2 separate regions of the Mus musculus genome follow, and region 1 is linked to region 2. Evidence: chromatin loops called from intact Hi-C (ENCODE). Cell type or tissue: left cerebral cortex. All regions are shown on one strand. Each heading gives the region's core, and the rest is flanking DNA. Links, peaks and the distances in the headings are about the cores only. Region 1 holds the start of Dpf1 (D4, zinc and double PHD fingers family 1). Region 2 overlaps Sipa1l3 (signal-induced proliferation-associated 1 like 3).

The links. Peaks named below come from ENCODE experiments on the same cell type or tissue, not always from the same donor. Only the 100,000 strongest peaks of a DNase experiment are listed, where the experiment ranks them.
Region 1: it touches region 2 in a loop (4-fold over the local background); 9 of 42 quality-filtered maps call a loop at or near these places.

Annotation. Positions count from the first base shown.
Region 1 is chr7:29,301,123-29,311,208 of GRCm38, reverse strand. Dpf1 (D4, zinc and double PHD fingers family 1) reads right to left here and starts at 3,208. Exons shown (of 12, transcript NM_001368371.1): 1 at 3,111-3,208; 2 at 1,638-1,798; 3 at 1,457-1,564. The coding sequence starts at 3,139. In left cerebral cortex, for the core only: CTCF peaks have their summits at 4,433 (motif pointing right) and 7,358; DNase peaks (open chromatin) are centred at 4,428, 5,461, 6,575, 7,344 and 4 more places; H3K4me3 peaks cover 5,340 bases; H3K27ac peaks cover 4,660 bases.
Region 2 is chr7:29,357,966-29,368,051 of GRCm38, reverse strand. Sipa1l3 (signal-induced proliferation-associated 1 like 3) reads left to right here. Exons shown (of 23, transcript NM_001081028.1): 12 at 1,250-1,501; 13 at 3,744-3,881. Among named protein-coding and RNA genes, the nearest start is that of Dpf1, 55 kb to the right of the region's middle. In left cerebral cortex, for the core only: CTCF peaks have their summits at 1,695 (motif pointing right) and 3,789 (motif pointing right); DNase peaks (open chromatin) are centred at 681, 3,241, 3,800 and 6,326; H3K27ac peaks cover 674 bases.

The DNA.
Region 1 (10,086 bases), core at 755-8,754, 57 kb after region 2:
CCGGGTTGCAGGGGGTGGGGGTGGGGGCATGGTCCTTTCGACAGGGACAGGCTCTCCCACACTGTCCCACACACAGCCAACAATGGACAGAAGGATTCGACTCAAGCCCTGGAAAGAATATCCATACACTGGGAAGGCACAGCCACACCCTCAGCTCTACTAGATAAAGAAGACAGAACCAGACTCCAATACACTGGCAACCCTTAGGAACACTATGGACCCTCATAAATACCTGCATGCATAGTAGAAAGGCAACTAGACCCTCAGATATACCCAAAGAAAGTTAGATAGACATTTGAATAGGATACACACAGACACATAGGCAGGACATGCAGAGAGATGTCCGGCCACACAGGGAACACAGCTGACCTTTGAACACAGCTGGACACACAGAAGAGATAGGATTAAGCCCTTGGATACAGAGATACTCAGAAAGAAATAGCCAGAGCCACAGAGAAATCTAGACCTTCATTAATTAGGAAGACAAAGGTACGCCCTATGGTACACCTGGACACTCACAGACAACCCCGAGGAGAAGCACTCAAATGTGTCCACATGCTTACACAGAGAAACCCAGTCTGACATACAGGGAAAAACACAGCCGGCCAGCTCTCCAGCACCCTTGATACAAGGAGACCTTCACACACACACACATTTGGACAGAGGAAGAGATGAAACCAATGTCTGCCTATCCTGAACACATTGGAAAACTCCAGAAGAAACACCTAACACAGAAAGGCTGTCACAGATGGTACCCCAACAGGATGCCCTGATGGAATCAGATATGCACCCAAAAGAGATAGACAGACACGGACCTACCCCCCCCCCACACACACACACATTTTCCCACACATTTTCTCTCTTGGAAACACCTAGAAAGAAACAGGCACCCTAAAGCACTCAGCAACAAACAAGTCACAAGTAGACGCCCTGAGTGGCTCTCAACCTTCCTAAAAGTGTGACCCTAAATTTAATATAGTTCCTCATGTTGTGTTGACCCCCCCAGCCAGAAAATTATTTCGTTGCTACTTCATAACTGTAATTTTTTTATAGTTATACATCATAAATGTAAATATGTTGTGCATGGTCTCAACCCACAGCTGGAGAACTGTTGCTAACTCTTACAAATACACAGTGAGACAGCCCTCAGCACCCACAGAAAGAAACACAGTCAGACACAGGTGTATCCCAGCTCCCTGGGAAGCACATGCAATCAGCCTTGATACATCTAGACATAGATGACACCATGTCCTCCAAACACCTGCTTGCCATGACCCACATAGCAGGTACAGCTGGCAACTCAGTCACTCAAAGAAAGTAACTCAAGACATCCGGGGACAGATAGTCTGCTGGAGGGACACTCAGGATAATAAAGACGAAGTTCAGCCGGGGAGCAGGGAGGGCTGAAGGCCTTGATTGGGGCCACAGCAGGCGCAGGGGACACAGCTCCACCCACCGATCTTGTACTCGCAGGGCCGGAGCCTGGGGTCCTCCAGGATGTTGAGTCTCCGTTTCTTCCTCCAACAGCGGGCGGGGTAAGTGTAGATCTGTCCCGGGGCCAAACCTGGAGGAGAGAGGCTGTGAAAGTGAGGTCCCCGGACTCAGGCCCCGCCCCACCCCAGCCTCGCGGCGAGTACCAGGCCCGCGGTGGGTCTTCTCCATCCAGATGTAGCAGTTGTTCTGGGCCACTCCGGTCTGCGAGTCGAGGAAAGGCAGGCGCAGGCTGCGCTCGGCACACAGGCGCGCGTTGTAGCTGCGACAGTGCTCGATGGCCTCCCGGTAGAAGTCCTCGCCAAGGCTGTGGGGGCGGGCGAGCAGCGGGCGGGCGGCTGTCAGCAAGGGCTAGTGCAGGGAGGCCCAGCACCCTCCCGCGGCTGCCCGTTCCCACTGCTCCGCAAAGGGCAAGCCGGCCAGGTCCACCTTCACCTCCCCCATCTTCTCCCACCCCTCTGGATCCGGGGGCGGGGCAGGGTGCTGGCAGGGAAGCAGCTACCTAAAACTTGATTATGTCTCGGGTTAAGAAGTGTTCACAGACAATATAAAAACAAACCAAAACATACCGGGACCCATCCACACATGAACGTAGCCAAACACCCAATACAAACAAATCGCACATGGCCACACGGGATTCACACACAAAGAGAAACGTATCCCAATCTTCACAAAGGAGTAGCAAACAAATTCTCTCTGTCACACAGACACACATCTCTTGCAGAACACAAATAATCCAAATCAAAAAAAGCCATAGAACTACCTATGAATGTCATGTATCCAGAGACCCAGATGGTTCCAGAGACAGCTTATCCACAAAGACCCACAACATGGAAACACACCACACAACACTCATCCCAACAGTCACACAATGTCAAAAGATAGGGACCCTATAAACATTTACATATGCGCTTACATATCCATCCAAAGACACTCCAGCCAAACACACAATACAAAGACATCACTGAGATTTTCAAGGGTACACATACACAGAAACCCCAAATTTAAAATGCATCCCCAAATACACAGGTACACGCCTTGGAAACAGAGGGGCAGTCAGGTCTGCTCATGTTCACACAAAAATTTAGACCTATCCTCACACGTCCATATCCAAAGACACAGAACATAAATGGTGCAGATTCGCCAGACATGTGCACACACTTCGAGACCCAAATACTCAGATAGGTAGTGCAGAATAAAAGAAACCCTATACATACCCACACATTCAGCTACAAAGCAAAAAGCAATGTATAAGTCGCTCAACACACTCCACACCCCAAGACAAAGGTAGCGTGGATTCGAGTGTACCCAGGCCCCAGCTTCCCTAGACCATGTACCCTCTCTCAAACCCTGGCATCCCTGGGAGGGGACATGACCCCTTTCCCCTAAAAATCCTTGGAGACCCCTCCCCCACGCCCTCTCCCAGTCCTGGAGCAACGCGTCGGACATCATTCTTGCTAAACACCCTCAGTCACATACACTCGCACCCCCGCACGCGGTGACAGCCCCCTGACACCCCACCAGCCCCACCCCCAGCGGCCACACACATACACACGCGCGCGCGCGGCCGCACAGACCCGCCCGCGCCGACTCCCCCGCCTCGCGCCCACCCGCACCACCTCAGGGGGCTGGGGATGACCGTGGCCATCTTGCTCCCCGGGTCCTGCCCCCAGCAGGTCCCTGCCGGGTCGGTCCTCCCAGCGGTCGGGCGGGCGCTGAGGCCGCCCATCCATTCATTCCCAGGGGGCGGGAGCACGAGGATCTCAGCCAATCAGGATGGCAGGGCGGGCCGCCCAGGCCATGCCGGGAGTGGTAGTCCCTAGCGGGTCCTCCGACCCAGGGGGTGGGGTGGGGGAGGGATGGAGGATCTCGCAGTCGTTCACACACGCTCACTCACACGCACTTCCAGCCCCACGTGCACAGACGCATGCACGCACACACGCGCACATGGCAGCTTACACATAGTCACACTACACTCGCAGACTTCCATTCACCCCACCTTCACGCACAACCGGCCACAGGCGCGCGGGGACCTCGCAGGTGCCCACCCAGCTGTGTCACCAGCACGCCAAACGCCACCTAGCACTCCAAGCTGTAGAGAACCCATCGTGACTGAGAGATGACTCTCGCGGCCACCCCAGTCCACTCCTACGAAGGACTACAGAACTGCCTTCCTTCTTCCTGGCCTCAAATCCTCGCTTGTGGGACTTGGTGCGCATGACTTAAGCTAAGCGTTCTGGGCCTGTCTCAACGGACTGAAGATTACAATAGCAACAGGGTAAGTGACTGTTTTAGGGACAGCATCTTGCTGTTCAGCCCAAACTGGCCATTTTTCCTGTCTCTCCAAGTGCTGAAATTAGTGTGTGACGCCATACCAGGCAAGTGCTGGAATTAGTACCTGGCAGATACCTATAAATTCATTTATTCCACCGAGAAGATATCTACAAAGAGGATCTGATATGTACCAAGGCATAAAGTGGTTGCACTGTTATTAGGAAGAATAAATAGCCTGCCTTAGCAGGTGTTCAACAAATATTTGTTGAGTGAATACTTAACACTCACTATGTGCTTAACACAGCTCTCTCCAGGTTAAACCGGACTATCCTCATTTTCTAGAGAAGGGCTTTGAGATCCTGGGAGGAAACCTTACCTGTTCTCAGCCCCTGGCTGCTGTCTGGATATAGAATTCGTGTGCCTGCACACGTCCCTACAGGATCCTCCTTGCCTCCTTTTCTCTCCCACACTCTACCCTAAGAGATCCCCAGAGAATGAGCTGACCTACTGAATATCACACACACACACACACACACACACACACACACACACGACTCACACTCAGCCCCACCTCTGGGGAATAACTTAGCATTCTGATTAGAGTGGCAGCATAAATTAGCATATCAAGTGTTAATACAAAAAAAATTCTTGTCCAGCAGGGGGCGGTCCACCCATCATAAGTCTCAAGGTTTCCCGCACTTCACACACACAATACACCTCTAGACTGCTATAGCTCCCTTCCACAAATGTCCCCATCCACCCACCCACCCACCCATCTCAGGCGTCCCCCGGCACTGCAGGGTGTCTGATTTACGTCCTGCCCAGGAATAAATAAGGGGTGTGGGTACCCCTCACATAGTATCATCTCCAGACCATGCCATGATACGTCCAGTCTCCAGACCCAGTATTGAGCTCAGAGGGTCCTTGTCACAATCCTCTGCCACCCTCCAGATTCCCAGCACACCAACTTGATTTCGCAGCTCTACCTCAGCCCTTACACTCAGATCCTGTCACCTCTGAAGCCCAGGCTACTACCAGGAAAGGCCCCGGCTCTCTTTCCTTTCCCATCACTGTCACAGACCCTTCCTAGAATGCTCTCCTCAGAACTTGGCCCTCCCAGTCCTCAGTTGCCCAAGCAACGCTCCTGCCCAGGAGCCCAGTGCCCTGTGTGATAATGCTAATTACTCGCTATTTACATCAATACTTTGAGTCGGGCTCTGTGCAGAGAGAGTGCTTGACAGAGACAGGATTTTTAGTGAGGTCCTATGGCTCGGGTATGTCACCCTAGCATTCGACCACAGCCTGTGCCTAGAGAGTTTTTAAGACTCTGTCTTGAAAACAGAACAAAACAAACAAAAACCCACAAGACTAAAAGATGGAGCAGAGCGTGCTGGCACACACTTGTAATCCCAGCACCTCACAGGTGCCAAGGGGAGGTCAGAAACTCCAGGCCAGCCTCCTTGACTTAGTGTCTGAGGCCAGCTTGAGCTGTCCATAACGACTAATTCAACAGTCTCCTCGAGCCTTGCTGCGGACCCCTTCAGGAAATGCAAACTGCTCTGCTGCCCAACCCACACACAGTAACACTGAGGCCCAGAGCGGGCTTCAAGCCAAGTGTGAATCCAGGCAGAGAGAACTGCAGCCAGCGCCAATGGACTCTTCTTCCCAGGGGGATTTGGCTCTAGCCCTGGCCTGGAGTTCCTGTGTAGACCAGACCAGCAGACATTCTCCTGCATCTGAGATTAAAGGCGTGGGCCACCACGACCTGTGGCTCTGGCACTCCTGAGGAGCAAGTGTGTCCTCACTTCCAGCCCAATAGACAGACCCTTTGGAGGGTACCCTGAAGAGATTGGCTGCCCCCTCTACTCCTGCAGAGGGCACACCACACACACTTCCTCCAACGTGTCTGCAGACCCACCAACGCAGATTGGAACTCCAATCTTCACTGATTTCAGGGTATCCCTCCAAAAGGCAGACCTCTGTGTGTGTGGCTTTGAATGAGAGGCAAGCATAGCATATTATCATTACTCTCCCCTTCACACTGACCCAGGCAGCAGACAGTCCCCCATGCTCCACTGTAAATCCCTGGCCCCTAACTCTAACCCACCCCCCATACCAGAAACCAGAAGCAACTGGGGAGGGGCTTTGGTCCAAATAACCCTTCTGTGGGTGGATGGGGGTTGGGGACGCACACCCCTTGCCATCCCAAAGCTCCAGGCTCAAGGTCAAGTCCGTGAGTGCAGGGGGTGGGGAAAGGGGGAGGTAGCCCCGGCCCCTTTGTGCGGCGCCGCGGGCGCTCGCCCTCCGCCTCCTCTGCCGGGCCGGGAGCGGGGGAGGGGAGTGCCGCTCTCCTGCAGGGAGAGAGGGCGGGAGCGGCCACGCTCCTGTCACTCGGAGCCGGCTGTCACCGCCTGGGAAAGGGGATGGGGGGGTGGGGGATAGAGAGCGCAGGGACCCGGGAGTCCGGGATCCCGAGAAAGGACAGAGAGAGGGAGATATAAAGAGGTGAAGCTGACATCGGGTGGCAAAAAGCTAGGAGGGACCGGGAGGGGCTAGCCTCGGACCCCGGCGGCCGGGTGTCCAGTCACCCGGCCGAGCAGGCAGCCAGCGCTCTGAGGAGAGTAGAGCACAAACCCAAAGGGAGGGAATTCCCGGAGAGGGAGGGCGCTCCCAGCACCGGCTCCAGAGGCACCGGTCCCCAAGGGGATGGGAGGTGCTCGCGTTAGATGGGTATGGGCGGGGAGAAGGAGGAATACAGTGGTCCAAGCCGACCGAGACATCGGGACTTCTAGGTCTGGGAGACCCGAGAGCAAAGAGAGGAGACAGTAAGGACTCAAATGGGGATGGCCTTAGCTTCCACTCTGCAGCCACGGGGTTCCCGGAGAAAGACCCGACAAGAGGATGCTGCTTTGATGAGGGGGAATGGGGTGAGATGCGTGAGGCTCCTGGTCTGTACTTAAAGGTTGGTACCTCCCACCCACCCGGGGAAGTCGGGCACCCCAAAGACTCCGAGGAGCAGAGATGAGTAGGCGAGTGAAGCCCCTACCCCCACTCTGGGTGGGGACACGGCCTCCACCACCCCCTAGCCCGCGGCACATTCCTTCACTGACAGCGACAAAGAAGAGGCGCCCCGGTGATCCAGAAGGGCTCCGGTACCTAACCCCAGGGGCAATAGGGGGTGGAGGGTCAGCAGGGGAGTGAGACGCAAGGGGGTCCTCAAGTACCATTTATACCATCCACGCGCTGCGTCCCCCAACCCGGCCCGGGGGAGTGCGGTGGGGAGGACCCGCTCCTGAGGGAGGGGTTTCGGACTTGGGGAAGGGACACTCACGACTTGAGCGGGTTCTGAATGGCGGTGGCCATGGCCCGCTCGGCTGGGCCGCCTCCGGCCCGGGGCGCCGCTGCTGCTGCCGCTGAGCGCGGGCCCAGCCCGGCCTGCGCCGCCCGCTCTGCCGCCCAGCGCGCTACGATTTCATTCATTCTTGGGGCTGCGGCGCGAGCGAAGCGGGGCGGGCCGGGGGCGTGGCTCAGCCAATCCCCGCGCCTCCCGGCGCACGACGGGACCTGGAGTCTAGGGGCGCGCGGCGGCGCCCGAGGGCGCCCCTGTAGGGACTACACGTCCCAGGGGCCGTTGGGAGTATGGCGTACTCATTGGTTGCTGGGGATACAGGGCGGGACTGGGCTTCCTACTAACGCATCCTTCCCACTCTGGGGATGCCTGGGTCCCAGCTGGGGCTTCTTCCACCAGCTAGTCCCTTACCGCCACCACCCCAAGGGATGTGGATGACCCACAGGGTGTAAGGAGTATTTATATTTTCTGTCCCTACTTATCTGAGTGGCTCTAACTTGTAAAGCTGTCCCAGAACAGAAGGGTTGAATCAATGTCTTTGTCCATTGACATAGCAACTATGGGCGGGCACTCTCCTTGGCACTGGGGACACAGCAATGACAAAGTCGCTGCTCTTCTCAAGGAGTTCACATTCTAGCAATTAAGAGCGCCTCTTGTTCTTCCAAAGGACCCAGGTTGGGTTCCCAGCACCCACATTGAGCTGTCCACATTCTCCTGAAAACTCCAGCTCCAGGGACCTGACATCCTCTTCTGGTCTCTGTGAGCACCAGACACGCACAAGGTGCGAAAACACTAATGCAGAGGAAATAAGTCTAAAACCAAATCTTAAAAATAAAAGGTACAGCCGGGCGTGGTGGCGCACGCCTTTAATCCCAGCACTTGGGAGGCAGAGACAGGCGAATTTCTGAGTTCGAGACTGGCCTGGTCTACAAAGTGAGTTCCAGGACAGTCAGGGCTACACAGAGAAACCCTGTCTCGAAAAACCAAAATAAATAAAAGTTACCGTAGGTGTATGAAAAAAAAAAAAAAAAGAGGCAAGTTTGGAGTGAGCAAGGATGCAAGTGGTATGAGCTCTTACCGATCACTGCAGAGAAAGCAGCGTGTTCTGAGAAGGTTCATCCTCCGTGCCCTTCTTCCTTAGTGCACGCCACACCCATCACCAAATCCCATTACCCAAATGTCAGAGAACAGCTAACAAGACTCCCCACCCACTGTGTGGGGCCTGGGATAAGCTCAGGGCTCATGATTGGCTTGCCAGTTCACCTGTTGTACTTTTTTTTTTTAATATTTAATGTATTTCTTTTGTATGCACGTGTGAATGTGGTGTGCTCAGTCAGCACTCCTGCTGTGTCTGCGGCCCTTGAGTGGAAGTGAGAGAGGGACAGCACACACGGGAGGGGGCACTCTCCAACAGTGTGAGTCCCAGAGACAAGGTTGCTAGGAAATGCTCTTCTCCACTGAGCCATCTGACTAGCTGGCTTCTTACTTTTTATTTGACAAAGGGTCTCTCACTGAGTTGACCATGTTGATCTTGAGCTAATAATACATCTTCTTCTGAATCTTTATACCTATACTATATATACAGTTAATCAGTTAATCCATTGTCTGCCTGCCCTCATTAGAACACTGGTGCTCAGTGGCAGTGGCGTGTGCCTTTAATCCCAGCATTTGGGAAGCAAAAGGCGGGCAGATCTCTGAGTCTACAGAGTGAGTTCCAGGACAGCCGAAGCTACACACACAGAAGGAAGGAAGGAAGGAAGGAAGGAAGGAAGGAAGGAAGGAAGGAAGGAAGGAAGGAAGGAAGAAAGGAAGAAAGGAAGAAAGAAAGGAGAAAGAATGCTGGCTCCAAAGGTTTGTGGTTTCATTCATAGCTCTGTCCTCACTGCCTGAATAAATGAATAAAATTCCAAATTAGTCTTGTGCTCCACTCCTCTGTCCCGTGTGCATTTCTGAGGACAAATCCAGCAGGCAGAAAAGTAGTAAGGTGGCCAGCTGTGCTGTCACACACCTGGGGCAGCCTAAGTTGGGGGCAGGTTCAGGCTGCTGTATTAGGGACTTCACCCAGTGGCTAGTCCCAGGCTGTAGCCTCAGGGCAGAGAGAAGTGAAAGGTTAGTAGGGGTCTGGTCAGGGTGATCTTAGCTCTCCAGAGGCTGAGGCAGGAGGATCAGGAATTCAAGGCCGGCTTTGGTTGCATAGCAAGCTGGAAGGTGCAGAATATGAGTAAGTATATTTATCCCAGAGTTCTATGGGACCTCCCTAAGGAGCTCCTGACCCACTGCCTGAAGGTGATATGTTTCTGTGTTTCTGGCTGACCTAAGTGTCCTGATCACTTAGCAAGTTCCCTGTATTCTCACCTCCTTCATCCATGATGCCTCACCATCCTGCCACTCAAGTGCTGGAAACCAGTGTCATCATCATCATCATCTATATTTTGTTTTTGTTTTGTTTTGTTTTGTTTTTTTTGAGGAAGGGTTTCTCTGTGTAATCTGGTTGTCCTGAAACTAGATTTGTAGACCATGCTGGCCTCAAACTCCATCTGTCTCTGCCCCCAACCTTGGTCACTTCTCTTCCTTCAGAACCGAAAAGACTGGCCACTAGAGGGCAGTATGGCTCGGTCTTTGTCCCGCAGAGCCGGTTCTTGTGTTTTGGGATGGAGGAGCCACATCCCAAATATTGGGGCCTGCCAGGGAGGCACAGACTTAGTTCTGAACCTCCAATCCTATTCAAGGCCTGGGCACCAGGTCTGTTCCCCACCTCCCCCGGCCCCAAGCATCATAGGCGCAATGGTACCTGCCTGTGATTGACTGAGCTAAGTGGATGGAAAGCTTAGCCTGCAAATGTTGACAGTGTGCAAAAACTAACAGCTACAGCTTCTAAGCGTCTCCCCCTGCTGGCAAGCCCTGAGTCAGCTCACCTACAGAGACTCCCCCTGAGACAGGCCTAGCCACACATACACCCTTTGCTGAGGTTC
Region 2 (10,086 bases), core at 652-8,651:
CATAAGCCACCACTAGGTCCCTGGGAGGAGCCTAGCAGAAACGCTTGTAAGCCAACCCCACCCCCACCCCTATAATTTCAGAAGTGTCTCCCAGGTTGCTCTCACTGCTCTGATAGGAACTGCTTAAAGCCTGTGACAATCCTGCACTAGTCACTTTGTCTAGGGTGAGAGGCGTTTCTGATTGGTTGGGTGTGAATCACATGCTCATGCCCAGCATCCAGGGGTGAGATCTGCCTGGCTCAGAGCACATAGCAGTTCTCAGGATATGTGGCCTTCCTCCACCTCCGCCAGCCTGGCCTGTCTGGTGGCTCTGTCAGAGGGTTGTGTCCCTACTGTTCCCTACCCGGTGCCTGGGGGCTCCTGATCCCCCAAACAACCATAAGGACCGCTGAACATCAGCTCTGCCATACGGACAGAAAGGCAGAAAGGTACCCTGCGTAGGGCCTGGGACACGAACATGTCCTCAGGTCCCATGACACGGCTCTGTAGCAGCCATGTCTGAGTGTCTCAGGCCAAAGGACATCGGGATGAGACGCTCTGGACCTGCCTCTCAGAGCTTAGCTCCTGCGATCTAAGAGGTGGATATTTTTTTTTCCTGAGCTCAGCCTCTGTAAGCTCAGGCTCCCTCCCATGCTGCGTGACACACTGTGTGACAGAGGTAGCAGAGCTGCCAGCCCAGCTTGGATGCCCATGCCCCAGGCTGGATCTCTGTACTATGGTGCATGTGCCAGCCAGACACGGGCCTGCTTCTATTTCCAGGGTTCTGGGCTTCATGTGCTTTTCTTTCTTTTTTTTCTTTCTTTCTTTTTTTTTTTTTTTTTAAACCACCTTGCAAAGTAGGTCACCTGCTTCTCTTGCAGCAGTATTTGAAATTCTAGGGAACAAGGCAGAGACTGTCCTTGGATTTTTGAGGACATTGGCTTTTCCGGCCCAAAGTACTGCTTGGGGTATTAGGAGGGGCTGGTCCATTTAAAACACTGGCTGATTAGAAGCCTGGGCCAGAGAAAAGGGAGGGGACGAAGAGAAGCCAAGACCTGGAGGAAAAAGGAGATTCAGGCCTAGCAGTAATAGCCATATGTAAGCTTCATATGGCTATTACTGACCTGAAAGGTACCACTCTGGCTTTAAAATGAATCACCATGGTTTGGAATTGCCCACTGTTACCCAGACAGCCGGACCCTCCCAAGCAGAAAGAAGGCCTGGGTGCTGGTGGGCCCAGACCTTATAAGTAACAAACTTGCTTTTCCAGGGGGTGGCCAGAGACCTATGATATGAATGCTTCGGAACCCAAGACGGAGTCGGAAACCACCACCCCTGGGGGCCGACCCCCCTACCGCAGCAATGCTCCCTGGCAGTGGAGTGGGCCCGCCTCCCACAACTCTCTGCCGGCCACCAAATGGACCACCCCTGCCACTCCCGGCCATGCCCAGTCCCTGAGCCGACTCCCGAAGCAGACACCCGTGGTGCCCTTCCGAGAGTCTCAGCCACTGCACAGCAAGAGGTAAGGACGCCCAGGGCACCACTGCTGTCCAGTGTCCCTCACCCTTCTCTCTCTCTCTCTCTCTATCTCTCTCTCTCCAACCCTTGCTCTTGCCCTTTTTCTTCCCTCAGTCATTTTCCTTTTTTTTTTTTTCTTTTTTTGGATTTTTTTTTAAGATTTATTTTATATATGTGAGTACACTGTTGCTGACTTCAGACACACCAGAAGAGGGCATCAGATCCTATTGCAGATGGTTGTGAGCCACCATGTGGGTGCTGGGAATTGAACCCAAGAACTCTAAAAGAGTACCACTGAGCCATCTCTCCAGCCCTCGTTTTTGGATTTTTGAGACAAAGCTTGTCTGTGTAGCCCTGGCTGTCCTGGAACTCACTCTGCAGACCAGGCAGGCCTCGAACTCAGAGATCGACCTGACTCTGCCTCCGGAGTGCTGGGATTAAAGGTGTGTGCCATGCCTGGCCATTTTCCTTTCTTACCCCTCCGTCTCCATCTGCTCTCCCCTTCATTCCTCCCTTCTCTCCCCACTCCTGGGCTGGCCCAAGGGTCCCAGGACAGGGACAGAAAGTTCTCTATATGAGGTTGGAAAAAGGGTTTTTTCCAGGGCCAACAATAGAACCTGCAGGACTAGCTTCTCGGGCTGGCAGTCAACTCAGGGACTTGGATACTGGTATTTAGTGTATACTGTTTTGTGTCTATGGATACTGAGGGTTGAACCTCTGTCCTTTGGCTGGCTGGGCAAATGCTCTCCCATTGAGTACATCCTCAGCTCACTCTCCTTTCTTTAGAACAGGACCTCCCTATGTTATTCAGTCTGTCCTTAAACTGAAAAACCTCCTGCTCCAGACCTCTCAGAGGCCTGCATTACAGCCCTGGACCACCAGGCCCAGCTGAGATACTCACTTGGATACATTATATATTAAGAGATGAAGCATGCTGGGTATGTGGCCCTCAGCCTTGCCCCCATTCTACCAAAAAAAAAAAAAAATATATATATATATATATATATATATATATACACACACATACATACATACATACATACATACATACATACATACATACAGTCAGGCAAGGCGGTGCACACCTTTAATCCCAACACTTGGGAGGCAGAGACAGCTGGATCTCTGTTGTAAGAATTTTGGAATTTTGGTCTCTTTTTAAAAAACACTATTATAAAACTATGTTTTCATTTTATTCCCAGGTGTGGGATATGGGGCTGCTGCAGACAGTAACTGACTATGATTTGCCTCGTGCTCTAGCAGGGGTGTGATTTTTGCCTGCAGCAGATAGTTTCTGCAGTTGTGTGATATTTGGAATTCTGGGAACTCCAAGTATATAGGCCCCAGGTGGTTGGTGGTTGCAGTTTGTTAAGTAGTTGTGTGCAAAGAAGAAACAACAAAAAGGAGAAATCAGATATCCTGATGGTGAAGTTCAAACTTGGCTGTAGTCAGCAGGAAGTAGTCTAAGGGCCATCCCCTCTCTGCCCCCAGCTTTACTAAGGGGCCTCTTTCCTTTCTTCTGTATCCTTTTTTCTTTCTTATCTAGTGTTAAGGAGTTGAAAGGGTGGGAGAAAGGGATGGAAAAGCATGAAAGAAAGAGAAACCCACAGAGTAACAAAGCCAAGCTACGGATCTCAGTGAGTTCAATGCCAGCCTTGTCGAGGTAGTGGGTTCCTAGCCAGCTAGAGCTACATAGTGAGACTCAGTCTCAGAAATAAGTAAGGGAGCTGGAAAGATGACTCTGTGCTTAAAAAAAGCACTTGTTCTTGCCAAGAATCGGGGCTCAGTTCCCAGTACCCACACGGTGGCTCACACCCATTACAACTCCAGTTCCAAGGGACCTGATGCCCTCTGCAGGCATCGGGCACCCATGTGGTACACATATATACATGCAGGCAAAATGGTCATACACAAATAAAAGTAAATGTATCTAAAAAGGTTTTAATTAAAATATATATATATTTAAATTTTCCTTAGATGAAGGGGCAGAAGAACAGTTTTGTTCCCTGGAAAGGACAGAGAATTGTCCCCAGGGGCCCCTGTCCCAGCTGCAAAGCTGGGTGAGGAGCACAGAGGGAGGGGACAGGACTCTCCTGTCTTCCCTCTTCCTTGCATGTAGATCCAAGGGGGGGTAGGCGCCAGAACCTGGCTGGACTTGAAGGGCAGGTGTGTTGTATACCTCCTCCTCCTCCTCCTCAGGGATGCCTCCTTACCCTGCCTCTGTCCCCTCTCCTGTGTCTTTCCAGGCCTGTCAGTTTCCCAGAAACACCTTTTGCAGCATCACCAGCAGGGGCCGACAGAGTCCCTCCCTACCGACAGCCTTCTGGGAGCTTCTCCACCCCAGGCTCTGCCACCTACGCAAGATACAAGCCTTCTCCTGAAAGGTCAGAGTTTCCCTTTGCTTTTGAAATGATGTCATCTGGTGATTGCTGCTGCAGGTTTTTTTTCTTAGGAAAGGCACCTCACTATCTCATCCACCATGTCATGGGGTTTATGGACCTCCCCCCTCCAAGGTCAGAAAACGACCACCAGGGTATTGGCAATGTCTCCTTAAAATTTAGAACAAAGAAACAGAAGAACAAAAATCAGAGCTAAGCTGCTCCGACAGAAGTTGTCGTTGGCTCTTTGTTTGTTTGTTTGTTTGTTTGTTTGCTTTTTGAGCAAAACCATCCTCTCCCCAGCCTCCTCTTCATCTGTCTCTAGTTCCCACACACTAAAACCAGGCCATCAGTATTATCCAGGTCACATGGTCTTTCCAGTTCCATCCCTCCCCCTTAGAGCCAACTCCAACCTGACAGCATCAGCCATCTTCCCTAAATCTCCATGGCTCTCCGGCACCTTTGGAGCAGACCCAGACTGGACAGTAGCCATTCAAGGCCCCATGAATGTGATCCCAGGTCCTCCTGAGTCCCTGTGTCAGTGGCAGTCCCACCCTGTCCCTGTTCTCATCTTGAATCCTTCTCACCCCTGTGCTCAGTCCGCTCAGCCTCCCAGACTCAGTGACCCCGTGTCTCCTCTGGCACGGCTGGCCCTCAGATCTGCCTCTCGCTGTCCCTGACCAAGGGCCCGGAAATGCCACATACTAGCCCACCAGCCACCTCCTTTCAGGTTTCTATGTAGTCTGTTCGCATGCCCCAGCCTTTTCCTCACTGGAAATCCCTAAGGAGAGGCCAGCCTCCTAACCTGAGCTGTGCTCCTCCTGGAAGCCTGACCCAAGCTCTGCCCCTCAGCTCCCTCTGTGGTCCCTGACGTGACTGTGGCCACAAACAATCTCCATTCTCTTAGCCCAGTTAAGAGAGATTTAAAAAAAAAAGGGTGGGGAAGAGGAGATAGAGGACACAGACAGACAAAGGTCAGTTGCAGGGATATGCCACCTATGATAGAGAGAAGCCAGCTACTTAGGCATAGCACATATCCATATGCACAAGTGAGGAGAGCATGAGTTTGCTCCAAGATTGGCAGCTTGTGGGTCTGTTCCACGTCTCCATCACAGGGCACTGGGGCTGACAAAAGGCAAACCACTTGCTTCTAGCCCAGGGACTAATCCAACCAACCTGAGGTTCTTATACAAGGAGGACTGATCCAAGTACACACTCCTGGACCTAACCCTGGGTTTCTGTCCTTGCTGGTAGGCAGTGCCCTTAGAGCCCCACTCTGCGCCATGTTGGATGCTAAGCCTCTGTAAAGTCAAGGGGGAGAGGAAGCCTCTGAAAACTTCTAGAGGCTGCTGTGCAGCCCTCATTAGCACACATCCCAGGGGCTTCTGGTGTGTAAAGTTCTGAGAGGAATGTCTGGCCTACTCAGTGGCCAGGGCTCCTGTTGCTCCTCCTTGCTTGTGCTGAAGAGAGATCCCACAAGCCACATGGCTGAGGAGCACATCAGCGAGGAGGGGAGCACGGTCCCACTCAGGAGGACCATGCCCGGAAGAGGGCATTTGAACCAGGAGGCATTGATGAAAGTTTGTAACAGAGACGAAGGAGCATGAATGAGCTAAATGGCAGGATGTGAGAGAGGCAAAGAAGATTCTAGAATGTGTAGCTTGCTGGGACAACACCTTGGCCTCTGTAAGGACTGAGACTGCAAATGGCAGCAAAAACAAGAGAAGAGGAGAGGAGAGGAGACGAGACGAGACGAGACGAGACGAGACAAAACCCTAAGAGGCAAAAGCAAGAGGGTCAAAAAGTCACAGCTAACTTGGGATACAGAGTAAGTCCAAGGCCAGCCTGGACAACTTAGTGAGACCATGTCTCAAAAATAAAAAGTAAGGGAACGGTTAAGGAAGGCACTGGCTGCTCTTGCAAAGGACCCAGGCTCCGTTCCTGACACCCACATAGCAGCTCACAAATGTCTGTAACTCCAGTTCCAGGGAACCTGATGCCTCCTCTGACCTCCACGGGCACCAGGCACATGTGTGGTATAAATATATACATGCAGGCAAACACTCATTCATAAAATGAAGTTTAAGGGTTTTGTTATTGTTTTGACTTGGGTTGTTGTTTTTTGTTTTTGTTTTTTAAGAGAAGGTGCAGCTGGTTGATAAAGTCGGTTAACCATCTACCCAAATAAAAAATCTTGGGGAGTTTCTAGGTTTGGGCCATTATAAATATTCCGGCTGTGAACATGTAACATGTATGTTCAAGCATACACATTTCCGCATAGAAATAAGTTTCCACTTGCCTGGGATCAGTGCCCAGCACAGTGGCCTGCCATGTGGTAAGTCCGTTTCCCATTCCCACCCGAGGCATATGCGTACTGCAGTCTCTCCGCGGTCTCACTGCCATGTGGCATTGCCACTGGGTTGGTTTTTTTTTTTTTTTCCTTTTTTCATGTTCACTGTTCTGATGGGTGCATAGTGCTGTCTCATTGCCGCCGTAATTTGCATTGCTCTGACGGCCAACGCTGCTGAGCATCTTGTGTGCTGATCTGCCAGCTACGTATCCTCTCCAGTGATGTGTCTGTCTTCTGCCCATTTTCTGCTTCACTCAGTGCTCTGCAGTGTTCGAGAACTCTTTGTATGAGCGGCCTTCGGTTTTTCTTTTCATCTTCTTCATAGGGTCTTTCTCAAAACAAAACATTTTTTTGATGTCTAAACTATCATTCTTTCTCCTAATATAAATCAAACATTTTCCTGTTAGGCATTTTAAGTCCTTGATTTTCTTACCCATCTCCCCTTCATAGTGGAAACTGAGCCACGCCCCCAGGTCCTCACTGAGGGACTCTAGGCAGGGGCTCTACCACTGAGCCACGCCCCCAGGCCCTCACTGGGGGATTCTAGGCAGGGGCTCTACCACTGAACCACGCCCCCAGGCCCTCACTGGGGGATTCTAGACAGGGGCTCTACCACTGAGCCACGTCCCCAGGCCCTTACTAGGGAATTCTAGGCAGGGGCTCTACCACTGAGCCACGTCCCCAGGCCCTTACTAGGGGATTCTAGACAGGGGCTCCACTCTGCTGCATCTCTGGTCTTTTTTTTTAACTTTTTATTTTGATACAATGTTTCATTAAGTTGCCCATCTGTATCCCAGGCATAGCTTTATATTGAGCTCCTCCTGCCTCAGCCACCCCCCCCACACACACACACACACAAAAACACCTGTGTGGATGCCACTGCACTCAGTGTTCTTAATTGTTTTGGCTTTTGTTTAGGTGAGAGGTCTAGGTCAGGTTTCCTCTTTTGTCAAGAATGTCTGATTGCTCCAGCAATTTATTGGAAAGCCAGCCTTTCTCCTTTGTGTTTGCTACTTAAAGCAAAAATAATGGAGGGACTAGACACATCTGCATGCATCTTTTTTCCAAGTTCTCCAGTCTGGTCCGTGCCATCTGTCTTATGACTGATACAGGCGTCCTCCCAGCAGCTTCAGGACATAAGTTGATAATCCCCATTTGGCAGAAGCAAAAGTGGGGCTCAGCAAAGTGAACCCCTTAGGCTAACATGTCTATGCCAGGAAGCAGTCTGGACAGGAGTCAAGCCTTAGAGTAGCCAGGGGTGACCCAGATCATCTCCTGGTCCAAGAATTGTGAGCTCTTCCAGATCATCACCATGTGGGTGATCCCTGGGGAGACACTGCCCACAGTCACAGTCATGGTCGGCGGGGGAGGGGTCAGCCTCCCTGGGACTTTCTCCTGTGATTCTAGCTCTTCCAAGCCCACACCTCTCTTCTTGGGGTTCCAGTGCCTTAGGCCTGGCCTTTGTGATTCATGGCTCTGCATCCCCTCTCTCTCCCCCTGACTTTGAGCTTGGCCAGGTGTCCCCAGCACACTCAGACCCTAAGCCACCGAGATTTAACTGTCACCCCACTCAGGTTACTTTTACTGTTCCATGAACAAATAACTGACAGGAAGCAGCTTCAGGGGGAAAAGGGTTCCTTTGGCTTACTATTAAGTTGGTACAGTCTGTCCTGGCGAGGAAGGCGTGTTTGCGGTGGGATGAAGAGGTGGAGAAACACGCGCTGGTGCTCAGCTTGCTTGTCTTCTCATTCATATCCATAGCCCCATCCCCTCATCTCGGGGGTTCAGGGAACCCAGGCTGGCTTTGAACTCATCACATAGCCAAGGACACTCACTCCTGAGCTCCTGCCTCAGCCTTCTGAGTGCTGAGGTTACAGGTGCACAGTGTCACACAGGCAGCTGTGGTGTGGGGATCGAGTCCAAACCAAGGCTTGGTGTGTGCAGGCAAGCACCGTGCCTACTGAGCCGCATCCCAGCCCTGAAAACTCCATGTGTTTACGACAGTTCATTTGGTTGGTTGGTTGGTTGGTTGGTTGGTTGGTTGGTTGATTAGGTTTTTGTTTGTTTTTAAAGACAGGGTTTCTCTATGTAGCCCTGGCTGTCCCGGAACTCTCTCTGTAGACAAGGTTGGCCCAGAACTCAGAGAGATCCACTAGCCTCTGCCTCTGCCTCTGCCTCTGCCTCTGCCTCTGCCTCTGCCTCTGCCTCTGCCTCTGCCTCTGCCTCTGCCTCTGCCTCTGCCTCTGCCTCTGCCTCTGCCTCTGCCTCTGCCTCTGCCTCTGCCTCTGCCTCCGCCTCCCAAGTACTGGGATTAAAGGTGTGCACCCACCCCACCCCCCCAGCTACTAGTTTGTGTTTTAAAAATAGAAGAACTTGACATTGCAAGTCCCAGGCTAGCCACAGCTACATACTGAGTCCCTCTCTTTTATTTATAAAAGAAAGTAGTAGTAGAAGGAGGAGGATTTTATAAGAAAGAACCAACAAATGAACACGCTTGGGCGAAGAGACAGCTCAGTGGTTAAGAGCACTGCCTGCTTTTGCAGAGAACCATGGCTCAGTTCACCACAACCACCTACAACTCCATTTCCAAGGGATCCACCACCCTGTTCTGATCTCCACAGGCACTGACCTCAAATGGGTCACATACTTACATTTAGGGAAAACACTTATACACATAAATTAAAAATAAATAATAAATCTCCAGGGGCTGGAGAGATGGCTCAGTAGTGGCAGTGGGTGCTCTGGCTTGGTGGTCAGTGCTCCCCATTCTACCGCCAGTTTCCTCCAGGGCTCGGGGCTTGACCTTGTGGGAAACTGAATAAATGGGTCAGTGCTTCTATGTCCCACCATGGTAGAGTATGTTTCCCTAGGCAGCTGGCCATGTGTGAGGGCAACCAGAGAGGTCAAGGTTGCTTGGAGTTAAGGCTGCTTTGGTAAGCCCCTTAAACCACAGCAAACTGGGCCCTCAGACAAACAGAAGTCAAGGATAGACTCTTAAATTCGACTGTGGTGTTACATGTCTTTAATCCCGGCACTATGGAGACAGAGGCAGGTGGATCTCTGACTCGGAGGCCGGCCTGGTCTACAGAGTGAGTTCCAAAACAGCCAGAACTACACAGAGAAACCCTGTCTCAAAAACAAACAAACAAAACCACAAAAGAATGGACCCTTGGATCCCCTAGTGCTCTGTCTCGATCTTCCTTTGGGAGAACATTAAGGCCTGGGCGGGGTCGTAAGAAGGAGATAGTCTGTCTTTTCTTGACAGGGACAAAGAATTGAGCTTTCAGAAAATGCAGTGTCTGTCGGGAACCTGAACTTAGTCATTAGGGAGGTCTTCACAGGCCCAACTAAGTGTGTCTTGAGGCCGGCAGTGACTAGAGTGTCGAGGGTCTCAGCACATCTCTCCTTCCTGCTGTCCTCTCCTGAGGTGAAGCCTGAGAGGTGAGGAGCATTGCCGTTAGTCACAGAGGCTCAGCTCTCCCTCAGTGTCTGTCTTAGTCAGGGTCTCCACTGCTGTAAAGAGATGCCATGACCAAAGCAGCTCTTATAAAAGACATTGGAGCTGGCTTACTGCTTCTGAGGTTCCGTCCATTATCATGGTATGAAGCATGGCAGCGTCCAGGCAGGCATGAAGCTGGAGGACCTGAAAATTCTACATCTTACCCAAAGGAATCAGGAAAAGACTGGCTTGCACATGGCTAGGAGGCGGATCCCAAAGCCCTCCCCCACAGTGACACACCTCCTTCAACAAGGCCACTCCCTATGGGCCAAGCATAGTCAAACCACCCCAGCATCCAAGACTTGTGTCATCAGGTCATTTGACCAGAGACACTAAAAGTAGACTCAAAAGCCATAGAAACG